Regions from separate parts of the Mus musculus genome. Here region 2 is linked to region 1. A link is a contact called in ENCODE Hi-C or POLR2A ChIA-PET data. All regions are on one chromosome and are shown on one strand. The core of a region is the stretch at or near the end of the contact, and the rest is flanking DNA. Distances in the headings are between cores, read along the strand shown.

Region 1 (4,714 bases), core at 888-3,387:
CATGAGAGGAGGGTGTGTTCATCTAGGGGCAGAAGGCACCACCTGCAGCTAGATGCACAGGAGCCTCGCCCTGAGCAGGACCAAGTTCAGCATCTACCCCACAGAAGCTCCCTCCTGCCCAACAAAAAAGGCTTAGATCTAAGTCAGATCCTGCCTGCCAGTTCACAATTGCAGCGTCTAAACATGACTGCCCGCTCCTGGGTCTGGAGGTTTTGAATAAGAGCAGTGCTGACACACAACGCAGACTGAGATGTCTGGCTATGAGCCCTAAAAAGGAGAAACGAACAGAGCCCCCACCATCTTCCATGTCAGACCTCAGGAAGTATCCCACATGTGATGGGGCATGGAAGCAGCCCTTGAATCCCGACTGCGATGGAGAGTCCCCATAGCTCACCCCAAGGTCATGAAGTCCCAGGAGAGGCTGCCTGGGCAGTCAGATCACTGAGAACTCCGGAGCTGGTGGGGAGAAGCTGCCATAACGGAAGGAATAAAGGCAGAGCTTCGAACCCCTCCTGTCTCTCGAATTGTCCCGTTCTAAACCCCACACCCAGTTCAAGGCAACATCCAGGGGTTACCTGCAGTAGGCATGAGCATAAATCCCGCCCTCTCCAGGTGAGCGACACACCCGGGGCCCTGCCCCTTCAGAGTGCACACAGGCTGAGATTCTGGGGCAGCAGGTGCGGCAGGAAGAACCCTCTCCCGGCTTCCTCCCAGGGGCAGGCTGGGGGAAGGCCAGAGTTCAAGGGAAAACCCCCGAAGGACTTTTAGTTAATAGGAGTGGTCTCCTACCTATCTCTTTCCTAGACTTTAGCCAGGAGCTTAGGGAGTAGAGAGGGCGAATGCTGTACTGTATCACACAGGTCCTCATGCGAGGCTTTTAGCCTCTCCAGCCTCCGTCAGCCCCGTCCACATCCTTTCTGGTCCTGATCACTTATCCTCACTTTGGAGTTCAGGCCAGGTCGTTCCCTCCTGATCATCCCGGCAGACTCCACCCGGGGCATAACGCGGAGGGAAGGGGGGTGGGGGTGGGAAGGAACCTGGGTCAGCCCCTGGAGTCATCGCGGGGTTACTGGCTTAGTGTCCGTTCCTGGTCCGCTCCTCTGGACCGGGACGTGTCCGCCTTGCTATGCCAGGAGGAGGCCAAGAAAGCCCCCACTTCCACCCCTGCTACTAGGTACCCGCTCTGGGTCCTCTGGAGGTTCGAGAGACACCTGGAGTCTGGGAGACATCTGCACCGAGGGCGAATACTGGCCCGGGACATCTCTCCGCCTGCGTTTCGGCCCAACTACACTTTCCCTTCACGTTCAGATTCTAAGTTGTTACTTCTTAAGTTTAGGGGCAGGCCGTCAAGAAACTAGACCAAGCATTAATCAGCCCCCGCCCCGATTCTTCTCAACAGCTAAGAATAAATCGTCGTCCCCTTTTGAGCTACGAGTCAAGGAGCAGAGCCTCTATTTGACAACGTCTCCCCTCAAACTCTATTCCCACAGATTCCTGTCCTTGGCTTTAAGATCCTTGGGAGGGATCGCTGCTTGACACCTCAACCTCTTTAGTCGAAAAAGTGAGGTGTGGCCGGGGAGGAGAGACGAGCTGTGTGCCGACAGGGTCGGGGTCGGAAACTCGCTCCTCCCTGGTCCCCGCCAGACTGTGACAGGGCGCTTGGCATCCTTGACCCTGGCGAGGCGCAGTGGGGATGTCCACTGGGCCCTTGGGACTTTCCCCGAGCATGCGAACGTTGGCGGCCGGAGCCCGGCACTCCGAGCTGGCCTGGTGCGGAGCGCCTTGGAGCCATTCGCGCTGGCCCGGCGCCGCCTTCGATCATCGCCCACCGCGGAGGAGCGGGATCCCGACCCCGCTGGCCCCGTTGGCAGGTGCCCGGGGCGTGCAGGTCGCCGTGGGTCGGAGCCGTGGCTTGGCTGAAGCCCGGGGCTGTTCCCACCGCCCTCGGGGCGAGGAGCCCAACACAGCCCACAGCCCCGGGACCTACCTGTTTGCTGTGCGCCCGCGGGGAGCCTGGAGCCCCGGCCTGGCGCTGCGGCCGAGCTGAGCTCTCGCCGAGCTGCACCGCCCGCGGGTCGCCCAGCCCGCCCCGCACTTCCGCATCGCGCCGCCCCCGCCCGGGGCAGCGCCCCGCCCCGCCCCTCGCCACCACCCCGCGCCCCGGGCCCCTACCCATCCACCGCCCACCGCGGGGAAGCCCGGGGCCTCCGCGAGACCGCAGACAGCTCGGCGCCCCTCGCCGGGCTCCTTTGGGAATCCGGGGAGACAGAGTCATCCATCACCCAGTCCCCAGATACCCTGTAGCCTGTCCTCACCTAGTCCGCGCCCGCCTGGAGCTGGAGATCCGCTGCGCGCGGGCGTCGATGGAGCCACACTCCAGGGCATTGGGAGACCCCTGAGAGCTCCCTTTCAACATACCTTGGGCCACTCTGTCTCCTCAGCCTTAACACTGGCCCTCCGGACCGCTCCAACTCACCATGTGACTGACAAGCCCACCTCTTCTTTTGCCCTTACCTTCACCGTGGTTTGGGTTTGCCCTTTGAGCGGGTTCCCACCCCCACCCCGACCTCCCGGTTCCATAAACGGGCCTTCCTGTCCGAGTCGATGCTGGCCTCAACTTCCACACATCCTGTTCATGTAGGAACATTATTCGCTGATTCTCACTCTTCAACTTTTGGGTCAGCATCATATTATTTGATAGTCTAAGTGTTTTTTCCAGGAAGGTCTACCCCTTCCTTGAGTCAGCTTTTGGTTTGTTGTGTTTTGGTGTAATTTGTTGATTGGTTTGGAGGAGGGGTGGAGACGACTTCCAGAGTCTTTCCGTTTGATTTTTCCATATGATTTTAACGTCTAATTTCCACTGAAATTCAGCTTAGTTGGGAACCAACCCTGTCTTGCATGGTTCATGATCTATAGTAATTTTTATTTTTATATTTGTATTTTACTGATAATGGAACCCAGGACCTTGCACATTCTAAGCAAGCACTGTGCTACTAAGTGCCTGCCTTCTCTGCCCTGTCATAATTCTAAAGGGTTATTGTATTTGTTTCTTGGGTTTTAACTCTTTTAAGGGTAAAAAGTTGTGTTGCCGGTGCTGGTCTCCAACTCCAGGAATCAAACGATTTTCCTGGCTCAGATGCCTTGAGTAGCTGAGATTTGGTGTAGCATCGCAGGCAGCTTAACTAAAGATATAAGCACATATATTTTAAATGTTTACCATCTTAATTCTTTTTAGTGATTTATTTTATTTTTTATGTATATGAGTATTTTGTCAGCATGCATGTGCATCGTGAACATGCAGTTCCTGCAGAGACCAGAAGAGGGCGCTGGATTCTCTGGAACTGGAGTTAGAGACTGTTGTGAGCGAGGGGGTGTGGGTGCTGAGATCTGAATCCAGGTCTACTGCAAGAACAGCAGATGCTCTTAACTACCAAGCTATCTCTTCGGTCCTAGAGATATTTTTAATACACAAATATTCTGAATGAATTGTTAAATTAAAATGTTATTACATTTATTTTGTGTGTACATCTGTGGGTACACATAAGCATGAGTATGTCAGAGGACAACTTCAGCCAGTTCTCTCCTTCATATGCCTGGCCCAGGGACTGAACTAAGGCTGTCAGGCTTGCCAGCCATCTTGTTTACCCCCCCCCCCCCCACACACACACCCCATTGTTCACTTTAGCTAGCAAGTAAAATATATACATTGTAGACATACTGTTTACCCTCTACATTTAAAGCCTTAGATTGCTGACAGATACCGTGGTATTAATTAATTAGAATTGTGGCTTCTTCCTTAACCTCTGCTGCCTTCCCAGGGATGTCTGGATTAGACTTCAATGAGCAGAGAGAATCCAGTGGGTTTGTTTTTGTTTTCCTTCTCTCTATATATCTCCCCCTCCTTTCACTGTAGCTGAATATAAAATGGAAATATATTATTTGTATCTGCTGAATATATTACCCTCTCATATATGCTAGGCACTCTATCACTGAGCCATGTGTCCTTCTGTTTCACATTTTTAAAATTAAAACTCTGGGTGGATCCAGTCACAGTGGCGCATGTCTGCACTGGGGCAGCTGAGGCCTAAACTCAGCGGCAGGCCATAAGATAAACGGGGCTCCGAAAAGATTCTGCTCCATTCAGATCCTGTCTTCCCTGACAAGGAGCCCCTTAGCCAAAAACTGCCCTGAGCCAGAGACCTGTTTCTGGAGGAAGGAAAGGGGTAGTGCTCATTCAGTGAACAGAACTCCAGCTATTCCAAGAACGAAGAGTCCCCTAGGCTCCTGTGCACTGTCACGGGCAAAAGGGAAGTGAGGCCCCACTCTGATGCTTAAAATTAATCTCAGTTCCCCCTGCTCATTCAGGGGGGCCCAACAGGGTGCAGAAAGACTCCATAGTCCTAGGAGGGCATCAGGAGGTCCGGTGACTCCCCCACCAGTGGTATGACGCTGTCACAGATGAGCTTGTGATAAGAAGTAACTTTGTTGGCTTTGGGCAAAGCCATGGTCCAAGTAAAGGCACAGAGAGAGTTAGAGGAAGAGGGAACCGAAAGAAACCCAGTGTAAATGACAGTGACTTAAGGAGAAGCTAAGCACACTCCAGTCATCTCGAGGCCAGCCCACTTTAGACAGGGCCTGAGAAATGCCAGCTGCCGTTGTTGCCCAACCCCATTTTCTCTGGCCTGGGCTTTGCAGGTTCTCTGGACTGGCCTGT
Region 2 (4,350 bases), core at 557-3,056, 83 kb before region 1:
TATAAGCTCTGCCTGCCTCTGTTTCCTAAGTACTGGGATTAAATGCATGTTTCACCCTTCACCCCACAACCTCCAGGGCTCCCAGCTCAAATTCCAGCTTTCATTTAAGAATTCTTGTGGTTGCCAGGCAGTGATTGTGCACACCTTTAATCCCAGCACTTGGGAGGCAGAGGTAGGCAGATTTCTGAGTTCAAGGCCACCTTGGTCTACAGAGTGTGTCCCAGGACAGCCAGGGCTACACAGAGAAACCTTGTCTCGAAAAACCACAAAAAAAAAAAAAAAAAAAAGAATTCTTGTGACTAGTTGGGCAGTGGAGGTACATGCCTTTAATCCCAGAACCCAGAAGGCAGAGTTTCTGGACAACCAGAACCACACAAAGAACCCCAGGCTGGCCTCAAATATGCAGCAACCCTCCTGTCTCTGCCTCCCAAGTGCTGGGATTATAAATATGGTCCAGCATGAACAGCTTTAAATTCTCATCTTTTAAAATGAGGTTTAGGAGCTGGAGAGTTGACACACTCACTGATCTTGTAGAGAACCCACACTCAATTCTCAGGATCTATATAGCAGCTCACACGGTAACTCCTCCAGGACCAAGTTGCACATGCATAAATATGTAGGCAAAACACTCATACACATAAAAATAAGTCTTTAAAACTATTTCATTAGAGCTGGGCGTGGTGGCGCACGCCTTTAATCCCAGCACTCGGGAGGCAGAGGCAGTCGGATTTCTGAGTTCGAGGCCAGCCTGGTCTACAGAGTGAGTTCCAGAACAGCCAGGGCCCTCTACACAGAGAAACCCTGTCTCGAAACAAACAAACAAACAAACAAACAAATAAGCAAACCAAAACTATTTCATTAAAAAAGGACTTATTTTGGAAGGTTGTTAATCTTTCACTACATTACATTACATTACACATGGTCAGCCTTCATTAGATACTAACAGTTATTTTTAGTGAAGCAGCAATATTGGGAAACTGGCATGTTAACTGAGGATTGCTAGACAGTTGATTTTGTTTGTCATTTATTTATTTATTTGTTAATTATTTTCTGAGACAAGGTCTCTTTGTGTATTCCTGGCTGTCCAGGAACTTGCTCTGTAGACTAGGCTGGTCCAAACTCAAGAGTTAGGCCTGCCTCTGACTCCAGAGTGCTGGGATTAAACCTGTCTGCCATCACCGCTTGGCTGTTTTTTTTTTTTTTTTTTTTGGTTTTTTTTTTTAAAGAGACAGAGTTCCACGTATTAGAGGCTGGTCTTGAATTCCTCCTGATGGTGTTGTGGCTAACTTCCAAGAGCTGAGATTACAGGCTCTCTTCCTTTCTTTCTTTCTCTCTCTCTCTCTCTCTTTCTTTCTTTTTTTTTTTTTTTTTGAGACAGGGTTTCTCTGTGTAGCCCTGGCTGTTCTGGAACTCTGTAGACCAGGCTGGCCTCGAACTCAAAAATCCGCCTGCCTCTGCCTCCCGAGTGCTGGGATTAAAGGCGTGCGCCACCACGCCCGGCTGAACTGATGTTTCTTAAACACTCCTTGGAGACGGGTGAAGAAGTAGGAACCGGGAGGAAAGACTTTGGATTCCTTGCTGACGAGATAAGATTTGGTCAGGAACGTTAAGAGTAGCCAGACTTGAAGCTCAAATAAAGACTTACGCACCTAGGAGACTGACTACCTTGTGCCTACTTCCCCTTGGTTCTCCTAGTCCGGCAGGGTCACTTCCGGGAGGAGGCGGGGGAAACAAGAGGAGGCGTGCCGGGAAGGAGGCAGTTTGTGGTGCACCAGGCGGAAGTGTGCCAAAGTCTACGGACGGCCACTTCCGGCCCGGGGAAGCCCTGCTTCGGCTCGCTGCGTGGTTCGTGTCATGCGGAGGTAGGCCTCTGCGAGCAAGGCGGGAGGTGCAGAAGCCAGAACCCGTGTCCGGACTCGAGAGTCTGCGATTCTGGCGGGAAGACAAGACAAAAAGGAGGCAGGAACCTGAAAGCGACCTCTCCGCTGTTTCCGAGGGGGCAACTTCCACGAGGAACCCCCCTTCCCTGGTAACGGCCAGAAAGGAGGAGATGGCGCCAGTCAGGGAGCGGCTGTGGCCGAGACAGTGAGGACGCTTGAAGGCAGAGCAAGCGGAAGCCTAGGGAGGAGTATCGGGCTCTTTGCTGTCATCGCCGCCGCTCCCGCCAGCATGGAGGGAGCCAAGCCAACCTTGCAGCTCGTGTACCAGGCGGTGCAAGCGCTTTACCACGACCCGGATCCCAGCGGAAAGGAGCGCGCCTCGTTTTGGCTTGGGGAGCTGCAGCGTTCGGTGAGGTTCGGGGAGAGTCCGTTCTGAGCCGCGCGGGACCAGGGCCGAGTGGGATGGGATGGTTCTCCGCTTGAGTGGAGCGCTTGGCAGTGGGAGATCCTCTTTCCGAAGGAGCTGGTGCCGCGGGGTGGGGCTGAGCAGCCACAGATGTGCTGCCTTTCGGAAACCAGTGGCAACTGATTGGTCACGAACGGGCCCTTTCCCTCGTCTGTGGAATCCGTTTTGTAGTTCTGTACGTCTCGCTTGTGGTCTGGCTCTCCTTTAAGTGCTTTTGGTACACCTTCCGTATTCAAGAGTTGCATCTGGCAATACCTTCCCTTTGGCAGCCTTACTCACCCCTCAGTGTCCCTTGCCGATTTTCATTCGTGTTATTCTCGAAATTTCTCAGGCTTCTAGATTCGTGTTCGTACAAATTTTCTCCTCTCATTGGAGTGCAACGTAATATAAAGAAAAATTAGTTATGGTTTCAGGAAATCTTTGTAGTTCTTTTGTTTTATATCAGATTCCTACTGTATTTCTTCTGCCTGTACGTTTTTATTTGTAAGATGGCTATCATAGCTATATTAATTAGTCCATATTTTTGTGAGCATGTGGTGGAGTGTGTGTTGTATCTATCGTATTTCCACATGTTAAATTTTTGGGCTCATGTTTTTTCATTTTTTGACTCACACTTTGTATTTTCTTCCATGATTTTTCACACTCACCTTTGCTATGTTTTTATTTTTTATGAATTTTAATAGCTTGTGATTTTGCTGACAGTGTTTAGGTTTTAGTCTATGAACTGTGAAATTCTTTGAAAACTAAGGAGCCTCTTAACAGACTAAGTACCTACTTTCTTTTTCTTTTCCTTGTGTTTGGTGCTGGGGATCCAGTCCTGCCTACATCTCTAGCTCTCTCTCTCTCTCTTCACCCTTTATTCATTATTTCATTTTATACTCACAAACATGAAATGCTTGCTCTCCCTTTTCTGTTTAACTCATAACTGATGTTTAATGGTGCTGTATCTTCTTAAATAAGCCCCTAGGTTGCAAGTACATAATTAAAAAAAAATATTTGCCACTTTAACTCTGATGGTTGCATGTAAATGTGACACTCAAGTTCTTGTTTATATTGTGGGAAGACAAATAAAATTTTGCTGGGTGTGGAAGCACTCGACTTTAATCTCAGCTGAGATTAAATCTCAGCAGAGGCAGGCTAATCTCTGAGTTCCAGAACAGCCTGGTCTACAGAGTTCCAGGACAATTAGGGCTAAATGGAGGAGGAAAAAAAAGGTTCAGTGTAGGCTCCCCGTGTAGGCCTCCTGTAGCTTTTAGTTCTGCAGACGAGGGAGTTACAGTTCTCTACAGTTCTTCATACAGTTTTCTATTTTTTTTAAAGGATTTATTTATTTATTATATGTGTATATGCTGTAGCTGTCTTCAGGCACACCAGAAGAGGGCATCAGATTTTTGTTATGGATGGTTGTGAGCCACCATGTGGTTGCTGGGATTTGAACTCAGGACCTTTGGAAGAGCAGTCGGTGTTCTTAACCGCTGAGCCATCTCACCAGCCCCTCATACAGTTTTCTAACATATAAGTAACCTACTAGGTGAGCTCTTCTTTGCTGTATCTACTGATTGTGTTTTAAATCAGTACTGGAGAACCTATCATGGACAAACAAGTTCTAGATGTTGGTAATTGGAAACAAGCAAATGAATCTGTGGTGACCGCATAGTATACTCATGCTGATAATGTAACATGTCCAGAGCTGAGAGACATTCTTCAGCATAGAGCTTAAAGTATGTTAGGATTGAGTTACTCACCTTCCTCTCCTTTAGTTCCAATTATTCTGTGTGTCTATTCATTGTAGAATCTCAACAGGAAGAGATGACCAACTTGACAGAATAATTAGTTGGGAGAATTTTCTTTTTTTCTTTTTTTTTTTTTGGTTGTTGTTTGTTTGTTTTTGTTTTTTTTAATGAGAGATACTAGGGATTGAACCTAAGGCCTCACACATGTTGTGCAAATTGTTAATCTCTAAGCTCTATTCCCATCCTTTTTATTTTTATTTTGATAAAAAAA

What was found. Hi-C counts contacts between places; a loop is a spot of excess contacts on that map. ChIA-PET counts read pairs that join two places held with the same protein, here RNA polymerase II (POLR2A).
Region 2: a loop to region 1 is called in a map of v-Abl transformed pro-B cells, with 2.0 times the contacts of the local background. The contact joins the promoter of Tnpo3 here to the promoter of Irf5 in region 1. A Hi-C loop is called at or near these places in 1 of 37 maps with a recorded cell type or tissue (v-Abl transformed pro-B cells). POLR2A ChIA-PET finds 5 or more read pairs at or near these places in 1 of 5 experiments (embryonic stem cell).

What each region holds. Positions count from the first base shown.
Region 1 is chr6:29,524,048-29,528,761 of GRCm38, reverse strand. Irf5 (interferon regulatory factor 5) reads right to left here and starts at 2,137. Exons shown (of 9, transcript NM_012057.4): 1 at 1,988-2,137. Gm26627 (a long non-coding RNA gene) reads right to left here. Exons shown (of 3, transcript XR_868831.3): 3 at 4,058-4,714.
Region 2 is chr6:29,607,305-29,611,654 of GRCm38, reverse strand. It overlaps Tnpo3 (transportin 3), which reads left to right and starts at 1,806. Exons shown (of 23, transcript NM_177296.5): 1 at 1,806-2,289. The coding sequence starts at 2,170.